Regions from separate parts of the Homo sapiens genome. Here regions 1 and 3 are each linked to region 2. A link is a contact called in ENCODE Hi-C or POLR2A ChIA-PET data. All regions are on one chromosome and are shown on one strand. The core of a region is the stretch at or near the end of the contact, and the rest is flanking DNA. Distances in the headings are between cores, read along the strand shown. Region 1 holds the start of MINDY4 (MINDY lysine 48 deubiquitinase 4). Region 2 holds the start of CRHR2 (corticotropin releasing hormone receptor 2). Region 3 overlaps MINDY4 (MINDY lysine 48 deubiquitinase 4).

Region 1 (2,887 bases), core at 352-2,851, 89 kb after region 2:
TTTAATGTGTATTAGAGATTTAATAAGCACATAAAACCCAAGATCTTGTGGCTATTACTGCTTGGGAACACTTTCCTTTTAAAATAAATTGTAAAACATGTATGTGGATTTAAAGAAAATAATACATAAGTAACTGTATAGGGGTTAAGGGCTGAATTGTGTCTTTCAAAACTCCTGTGTTGGGCCGGGTGCGGTGGCTCACGCCTGTAATCCCAGCACTTTGGGAGGCCGAGGTGGGCGGACTGCCTGAGGTCAGGAGTTCAAGACCAGTCTGGCAACATGGTGAAACCCCGTCTCTACTAAAAGTACAAATATTAGCTGGGCACGGTGGTGGGCGCCTGAAATCCCAGCTACTCAGGAGGCTGAGGGAGGAGAATGGTTTGAATCCGGGAGGTGGTTGTTCACTTGGCAGTGAGCCGAGATTGCGCCACTGCATTCCAGCCCGGGCACCTGAGCGGGACTCTGTCTCAAAAAAAAAAAAAAAAAAAGAAAAAAAAATTCCCGTGTTGAAGTCCTAATGCCTGGTATTCCAGAATGTGACTGTGTTGGATAGGGTCTTTAAAGAGGTGATGAAGTGGAAATGCAGTCATTAGGGTGGACCCTATTCCAATACAACTGATGTCTTTATAAGAAGAGATTAGGACACAGGCACACACGGACGGCTAGCCACGTGAAGACACTGGGAGAAGGTGGCCATCTATAATAGAGGCCAGGGAGAGAGGCCTCAGGAGAAACCATCCAGCTGACACCTCGATCTTGGTCTGTAGCCCTCAGAACTGGGAGACAATAAATGTGTTGTTTAAGCCACATGGTCTGTGGTACTTTGTATGGCAGCCCAAGCAAAGGAATACAATAGGTAACATGCGGAAGTGGCAAAGATTGTGAAGGTGGAACCCAGGTGACTAAGTTCGGGGAAAATGTACTGGGCTTGGTTAGAAACCCAACTTTCCCAGTACCCAGCTGTGTGGGCCTCAGCAAAATCTTAGCCTTTCTGAATCTCAGTGTCCCGTTTTAAAGAATGGGGCCAACAGTAACTACCTAGCCAGGAAGTTGTAAGGATTAAAAGTGCAACCGTGAGTTAAGAGCTTGGTGATCAATAAATGGCAGTCTCATTACGGGAAAGCAGGCACCAAGGGGGCGAGGAACATCTCCTTTAATTTCGGTGCCCAAGAAGCAGAATGCTGGGCTTCCTTGCCCCCACCGTCAAGGCCCGCCAAGGTCAGTAGCGTTGGTGGCCCCAGAGGGGGCCGTGGTGCTGAGGGTGGACCTGAGGGGGTCACTTCCCTGTGAGTTTAGTCCTCCAGAAACAAGGAGGCAGGTATTCTTCCCATTTTATGTCTAGGAAAATGGAGCCTCGGAGCGGAGCGGTAATTTGTCCTAGGCCTCTCAGATGACCAGGGCCAGGGTCAGAGTGAGGCCCCGAGTCCGGAGCCGTGGACGGGGCCCTAGGCGACACCAGGGCGCCCTGACTGCGGCCTCCCACTCCGAGACGCGAGTTTGCGGGACGCTCCACCCCTTCCCTCCCGCCCCAGCCCGCCAGCCCCAGGGAAGGGGAGGAGTTCTTGCCGCGCCGACGCCGCCGTCGCCACGGCAACGCGGCCATACTGCGCCGGACAGACCCAGTTGCCTGGTGCTGCGGCCCGGCGTGGGCCTCGTGGGCAGAGCCAGAGCCAGAGCCATGGACAGCCTCTTCGTGGAGGAGGTGGCCGCCTCCTTGGTCAGGGAGTTCCTCAGCAGAAAGGTAACGGCTCGCCCCCTCCAAAGCCCAGGAAGTGGCTCTAATTTGGGGGGATCATCGGGGTCTCCCCTGAAGGCTTTGCAGCTTCTGGGAGGGCGCCCGTTCCCTACCTACTGCCTGCTCCAGAGATGCCCCAGAAGAGCGCCGCTTTCCCGGGACAGGGGAAACTACATTTCCCACGAGGCGTTTCTGCCGTCGTCACCGGGCGCTTCCGCAAGGCACGGTTTGGACCCCGTCCGCTGCCCTCCTGGGGCATCCGCGCTCCGGGGCGGCGGCAGCTGGGGAGGGGGCCTGGGGGCCGCGCCAAGCAATCCTAGCGCGGGCGCACAGCGGGCAGGCCTGCGCCCTAGCCTGGCTGCCGGCCTCCGTGCGCTACCCACGCAAGTCAGGGTCCCACTCGGAAAGAACTTCTCCCAGAGGGAACCCCAAAAGCCCAGAAAAGTTCTTGACGGTCAAACCCTTAGTCATTTTAGTCAACAGTGGGAATTCCAGTGGTTGCTTTAATTTTTGTAAGTTTTCCTATTGTCTTGTCCCAGGAGAGTTTTTGCAGTGTTCACAAGCTTGGAAGGTCCTTAGCTGTCATCTGGCCTCAGGGTGGAGATGGGGACCTCGGTGGGGAAGGAGCTCGCCGGGGGGTCTTGGGCGTGGTAGTGGAGGGGGACATACATTAGCTCATTCAGCACATGGTGACTGAGGGCTGCACTCTGTGTGTTTTGTCTGTCCTTGCAGTGTCATACTGGGCTAGGGCGATGGGTACTTGTCTTGTATGAAAACACATACACGTAATTTTTTGAATGGAGGAAAGGGGAAGGACTTTGAAGTCAGACGGAGACAATTCAAATATTTGCTACTAGTTTGCAGTGTGAACCTCAGTACTTTACTCACTGTCTCAATTTCGTTATCTGTAAAACAGGAAAGTAAGACCTACTCTTTGCAGATTTATAATGAGGATTAATATTAACATATGGGCAGCTTCCAAGCATTGGATCTGACATATAGATACAATGTGCACGTAGGTGTTCAACTTTATACCTCCTCCCACCCTCACTGTTTCTGACACCAAACAGGTGTCTCTGAAGTGCACCTGTTTGGAAAGTGTCTTTGTGTGTTTTTTATGATTTATTTTTATTTGAAAAAATTTTAAATGCG
Region 2 (2,895 bases), core at 95-2,594:
GAACCCACACTGAACGACCCCACCTGGAGGCTGTGTAACTCCAGCAACCTCTACTGCCCTTTTCCCCAGAGCCTCAAGCCAGTCCATGATTTGCCAGGAGGAAGGCAGGCACAGGTTGTTCTCCTTGAGAGATGGTGTTGGGGTGCTGATTCAGACACCACTCATTATGGGGGCGCAGGAATAATGCTGCCCACAGCCCCTGACTCAGCCCAGCAGGTCAGTCCTGGGACCTCGGATTAGGGAAGATGCAACACCCCGCACCCTCTGGCTTAGCAGAACCTACGCCTGCATGTCCTCCCCACGAAACATGCGCTCGCCCCAGCCCTCCTGCCTCCTACCCTCCTCCTCCCCTCTGGTAGTAGGGTCTGGTCACTGCACTCACTCTGGGGGATTTGGGACTTAGCATATCCGCCCTCCTGGGATAGGTCCCCCTCCTGGGCAGGGGAAGCATTGTCTAAACAATGAAGCCCTAATGGGGAACTTCAGGCAACGGGAACCTACAATGAGGGAAGGAGGTTTACACTCCAAGAGGAGGAAGTATTTCCTTCTCCCCTTTTTGGGCTGTCACCGCATGGAGCACGGGAATTGTGGGCAAATCACTGGCTTACTGAGATTAGACGCTGTATTGGGGGTAGAAGCAGAAGGCGCGCCCCCAACACTGTAAGGGGTCCTTAACGCCCGCGGTCCGCGGTACCGCGGCCGTCAGCAGCTTTGTACCGCTGGGTCCGGAATCCTCTTTACTCCCTAAACCGCCTTCTCAGGAGGCCGGTGTAGAGCAGGCAGCGAGGGCCGGGGGCACTCACGGGTCGTGTTGTACTTGACGCCGTTGAAGTACTCGGGGCACGGCCTCTCCACGAGGGCTCCGGCAGCGCTGCGGGGCCAGCACGTTCCGATCTGGTCCAAGGTCGTGTTGCAGTAGGAGTAGGGACCTGGCGGCGGGAGAGAGCGCAGTAGGGCTCAGAGGGGCCCGCAGGGACGCGGGGCTCTCGGAGCGCGGGGTCAGGGGCGCACCCAGCGCGCGAGAGAAGGAGCCCGCGCAGCCTCCGACCGCTCGCCTCCCGCCTACCCTCGGGGTCCAGGGGTGGCCCCCAGCCGTCCAAGAGCAGCTCTTCAGCCAGCGCCAGGCTGCAGTTGGCCTCCAGCAGGCTGTGGAGCAGTGCCGCGTCCATCGCGTCCCGCAGCCGCGTGCGGAGAGGGAGTGGGAGTGCGCGCCCGGCGTGACTGCGAGGGAGTGGACGCGAGAGTGAGCGGCCGAGAGGGCGCGGGGTCCTGGCCCCCGCCAGCCCAGCCCCGATCTCCCGGGCAGCCTTTGGGCGCCACCTCCGGTCGCCCAGAGCTGTCAAGTGGGGACCTTCCCGGAGAGGAGCCGCCGAGTGCACGGAGCTGCGGGTACAGCCGCTCCGCCGCGGCCAATGGCTGCGCCGGGGGGCGGGGCCGGGCGGCTCCTCTCGGAGGGGCTCAGTCTCCAGCCCCCGGGCCCTCCACCCTGCCCAAAGTACGGCTTCTCAGTTCGCAGCTCTCTTCCACTCGCGGCGTCCAGAGGAGGGCGGTGGGCTGGAGAGCGTGGGCCTGGGGTGACGGAATGCTCTGTGCGGGGATCGCAGGCCCCCGAGCTGCAGGGGGCAGCAAAGCGCGCCCACCTGCCCGCCTGCCCGAGGAGAACACCGCAGCTCTGCTAATCGAGGGACAGCCGCAACCCAAAGTTCGGCAGCTTTCCGCCTGAGCTTCCCCTCCCTGAGCGAGGACACTGGAGGGAGGCAGAGACGGAGAGCCCATGGGCAGATCTGCATCCTCCAAAAGCCTCCATAGCCTCTGGGAAGGAAATGTATCGAGGAGGCCTGGAGGGAAGCAGGGAGACACCCATGAGTCTAATGAGATCAAGTGGCCTGAGTGGGTTGAAGTCCTTGGATCAGACCGTGGAAGCTGGAATGGAGAGAGATTTCGGAGGGGCAGCCAGACCTGGTGAGGAGGAACTGGAGTGGGTGGCTGGTTTTAAGTAGGAGCCCAGAGGCAGGGATAACATCAGGTCTCCTGCTTGAGTGACTGGGTGGCCATTTAATCAGATGGAGTAAGTCTAGGGGAGAAATTGGCTGAAATTATCTGGAAGGCTTTATACACCCAGTTGTTAGTGCCTTGGGCACCAGAAAGAATAAAGGAAGAAGTGAGAATGTGTCTCTCTTCCTCAAGGCTTGGGCAGGGCTTCACCTGACCCTGGTTTCCACACCAGTAGCGGGGCAGGGGCGGGGAGAATCAGGCCCCACAGCAGGTGTGGAGGAGCTGGAAACCTCCCCAGAGAACTTGCCCAGGCCCCCCACCCCACCCTGGCCCAGAATGCCTCCTTGGTGATCTGCTGTGGCTGCACCCTCAGAGTGCCCAGGGCGGGCCTGCTGTGTCTGCCAGCTGAGTGGGGCATTGGGCTCGGGAAGCAGGGCCTGGGGTAAGGCATGCTTCCACTCAGGCTGCATTTTGGTCCAGCCTCTGACTCTGCTCTCCCTGCCATGGTACCCCAGGCAGGATGCTTGCCCTCTCTTCTGGAGCTTTCTCCATCAGTGAAATCTTCCCCGAGGCCCCTCTCAGCTCTGAGACTCTCTGGTTCTGAGTTATGAGACGGAGAGTCTGGGGAAGACATACATGTGTGTTGTGTGTTGTTTGTTTCTATCTTTAGAGGGCAAGGAGAGCTGGAACCTAGTCTCAGAAACCAGTCCTGTTCCCCTGCCATCCTCCACATAAACCTAAGCTGCTAGGAAAGGCTGAAACCACCATGAACTAGCACCATGCCCTGGGCAGAGAGAGGCAAAGCAGCAGGCAGGCTGCTTTTGTGTGCTCCGCTCTCACCAGCCTCCATATTAATGGTGCTGTCACTGCCCAGGCAGAGCGAGTGAGACCACACTAAGA
Region 3 (3,190 bases), core at 672-3,171, 120 kb after region 2:
GGGAGACCAGTTAGGCAACTGCAGTAGTAGAAGAGAGCTGGTGGTGGCTTGCATCAGGGAAATGGCAGTGAAGGTGGTGAGACATGGGCTAGAATATGGGTGTATACATACATACAGACATACATCAGCAGGGCTATGTTCTGAGAAGTGCATTTTCAGAAGCGCATCCACATCTGTGGGCCCCTGGAGGCACTGAAGGACCTGGGAGAGTTTGGGGTGCACCTGTCTCTCTCCTCGAGACTGCTGAAGTGGAAACATCATAGAGTGTACTTACACTGACCTGGATGGTGCAGCCTACTACACACCTAGGCTAAATGGCTTAGCCTGTTGCTCCTAGTATACACACCTGGACAGCATGTTGCCGTATTGAATGCTATAGGCCATTGTAACACAATGGGAAGTATTTGTTTATCTAAACACATCTAAATTTAGGAAAGGTACAGTAACAATATGATACTATAATCTTATGGAACCACTGTGATATATGTGGTCTGATATTGACCGAAACCACATATCTCATTGGGATTCGTGTATGGATTGGATGTGCTGTGTTAGAGAAAGAAAGGAGGCAAGGATAACTGCAAAGATTTTGCTGAACAACTGTAAGAGGGGGGTTGCCGTTCCCTGAAATGAAGACTGTGGGAGAAGCAGGTTTAGGTCATGGTCATTGGGCCATAATTTATACCTCTGGTCTGCATGTTACTTTCTTCTTTTTTTTTTGAGACAGAGTCTCGCTGTGTCGCCCAGGCTGGAGTGCAGTGGCGTGATCTTGGCTCACTGCAAGCTCCGCCTCCCGGGTTCACGCCATTCTCCTGCCTCAGCCTCCCGAGTAGCTGGGACTGCAGTCGCCCGCCACCACGCCTGGCTAATTTTTTTTGCATTTTTAGTAGAGACGGGGTTTCACCATGTCAGCCAGGATGGTCTCAATCTCTTGACCTTGTGATCCGCCCGCCTCGGCCTCTCAAAGTGCTGGGATTACAGGCGTGAGCCACTGCGCCCAGCCCTGCATCTTACTTTCTATCAGGCCAGTGGTGTTTCTTTGTGAACTGGCCTTCCTGTGGCCTTAGTTCAGGGTCCATGTGCTTGCAGTCCACACATGTGAGCAGTGAGCTGTCCTGTTACTTTTGTGCTGTGACATTTCTCCTCTGGCACTGGGGTTTTATTGAAGCTGTTTAAGAGGCTTCCACACCAGGACTATTACTAGAGCCCAAGTTAGTAGGGTTGCTCACAGCTACTGTCTAAGGACAGTAAAAGCAAGTCCCCATCTTGCCTTTATGTCATGCACTTCTTTGTCTTGTGCTTGCAGGTTGCAGTCTGCTGAGCAGACCTCCAGGCCTCTCTGGGCCTCTGTGCTCCTGTCTGTAAATGAAGGGGTAGGATGGGCTGCTCTGTAATGGCTCCCCAATTCTACCCTCTACACATGCCTAGACCAGACTTCTGACTTCTTTTGTAATCTCTGAATTACTTTGATTCAGTTGACCTCTCTAAGGCTCATCTTATGTAAATAATGAGCCTGTAAACCAGGGTCCTGTGACTTTGGAGTCCTTCCTAGACTATAGGCTCCTCTGAGCACCTGTGGGTATATAGTAAATGGATTTAGGACACAGCAACCTGGAATCACTCCCAGCCCTGAGTATGAGCATCTGTCACTGGAGGCCTGTTCCAGGCTGTTCCTGGCTGCAGCATTTTGAGCTGAAGGCAGGCTGACTAGGGCAAGGTTAAATTCCACCATCCCTAACCCCTTTGCCTATTACTTGTTGAATGGTTTCTCAGGTTAGGTTCCTAAGAACAATGGTTCTTAAACTGTGATCTCTGGACTGGCAGCATCTGCATCATCTGGGAACTTTTTAGAAACAGCTTGTCTGACCCACTGAGTCAGAAGTTTGGGGGTGGAGCCCAGGAATCTGGGTTTTAACAAGCTTTTTAGGTGATGTCATGCGTGTCAAGCTTTGGGAAGCAATGCCCTAGGGGCCAAGCCTGAGTCAGATTCCGGTACATGTAATTTGTTGGGGGCATGCTCTCAGGAGGAAGTGGGGTGAGGAAAGTGGAACTGGGCAGGGGAAGGAGCTCAGCAAAGGTGTGAGGGCTAAGGGCTCAGGCTGATCCCCTGGGGAGATGTGGAGCATGAATTGACTCAGAGTTAGTCCCATGTTTAAGGCAAGGGAGTGAGCTTTTTGTGCCCCTCTTAGTCATTGGCTGTGGGCTGCCCATCCTGGAGTGGGGCGGGCAGTGTGCAACCTCCTAGATGAGTTTGGCAAAGGACGATTCTCCAGAAAAGGATGCAGCTGTGAGCCCTTAGCAGCTGACATTGACAGCAGCTGGGAAGTATTTACCTGTCTGAGGCAGCTGGGTGGGACACCTGTGGCCTCCATGTCAGTTCTCATGGCTCCTTCTGCATTCACCCAACCCCTAGGTATTACAGTAAAGATAAACTGCAAAGCCTGTCCCTGGATATCACCTTAGATGCATTGGATGCCCTGGTGAGATGGGCCAAGCAGGGATCTTTTACAGGTTAGGATACAGACTCCAGAAGGTGAGACTGAAACGAAACTGTTTCCAGGCTCAGACAGCCTTTCCCATCATGACATGTGCAGCCCTCTGCAAGAGCATCATATTACCCATTACTGGCTTTGTGGCTGGGTCACGTCCTTTTGTCTTAGTGAGTTCAGAGGTGTCATAGCCCAGGTAGGCACTGGGGATGCCAGTGCATGATATGGTTCCCTGCCTCCAGAAGCCCAGGGTGCACTGGGATGCCCTGTGTAATTGGGTGCTAAATTGTGGCCCTCACAAAGGAGTGGAAGTTCAGGGAGCAGTTAAGGGACGCTATTGAGGGGGCAGGAGGGCCCTGGGCTTGGAGAGGCAGTGTTTAATGCAAAAGACTTCCTGGTAAACCAGTAACATTGGAGAAGGAATGGCTGTACTTTTAATTCACAGATCCAGGGGAAGATTAACCTGCCTTGTTCTGCTGTGGGTCTCTGCAGCCTTGATACAGCCAAGGGCCCAAAGCCTCAGTGTTTCTGCCTTTGCATTGAAACACTCCTCTGACACTGGGGATGCCTGGCAGTTTTTCAGGTTTTGCAGAAGAATGGACAGTAGATGGCAGCAGATCTTCATCAATCCTCCCAACCCCAGCGATTTAGTCTCGTTGCCCTTGTTGCATAATTTAATTCAGGGGACATTCACCAGGCCC

The links. Hi-C counts contacts between places; a loop is a spot of excess contacts on that map. ChIA-PET counts read pairs that join two places held with the same protein, here RNA polymerase II (POLR2A). Pooled maps may share reads with other maps.
Region 1: a pooled map shows a loop between it and region 2 (4-fold over the local background). The contact joins the promoter of MINDY4 here to the promoter of CRHR2 in region 2. A Hi-C loop is called at or near these places in 3 of 50 pooled maps. POLR2A ChIA-PET finds 5 or more read pairs at or near these places in 2 of 52 experiments (GM12878 and activated CD4-positive, alpha-beta T cell).
Region 3: a pooled map shows a loop between it and region 2 (2.2-fold over the local background). The contact joins the enhancer-like site here to the promoter of CRHR2 in region 2. A Hi-C loop is called at or near these places in 1 of 50 pooled maps.

What each region holds. Positions count from the first base shown.
Region 1 is chr7:30,769,816-30,772,702 of GRCh38, forward strand. It overlaps MINDY4 (MINDY lysine 48 deubiquitinase 4), which reads left to right and starts at 1,602. Exons shown (of 18, transcript NM_032222.3): 1 at 1,602-1,741. The coding sequence starts at 1,679. The region is part of intron 3 of INMT-MINDY4 (INMT-MINDY4 readthrough (NMD candidate)); the gene reads left to right. RefSeq lists silencers at 1,483-1,532, 1,593-1,642, 2,013-2,162 and an enhancer at 1,718-2,012.
Region 2 is chr7:30,681,112-30,684,006 of GRCh38, forward strand. CRHR2 (corticotropin releasing hormone receptor 2) reads right to left here and starts at 1,345. Exons shown (of 12, transcript NM_001883.5): 1 at 1,067-1,345; 2 at 804-929. The coding sequence starts at 1,169. LOC124901608 (a long non-coding RNA gene) reads left to right here and starts at 1,508. Exons shown (of 2, transcript XR_007060275.1): 1 at 1,508-1,962. RefSeq lists a silencer at 1,367-1,416.
Region 3 is chr7:30,797,795-30,800,984 of GRCh38, forward strand. The region is part of intron 5 of MINDY4 (MINDY lysine 48 deubiquitinase 4); the gene reads left to right. All of the region lies in intron 7 of INMT-MINDY4 (INMT-MINDY4 readthrough (NMD candidate)), which reads left to right. Among named protein-coding and RNA genes, the nearest start is that of MINDY4, 28 kb to the left of the region's middle. RefSeq lists enhancers at 2,006-2,125, 2,992-3,121. Within about 2 kb of position 1,922, at least 6 of the 41 ENCODE cell types and tissues checked have a DNase peak (open chromatin) inside an H3K27ac peak, as active enhancers do.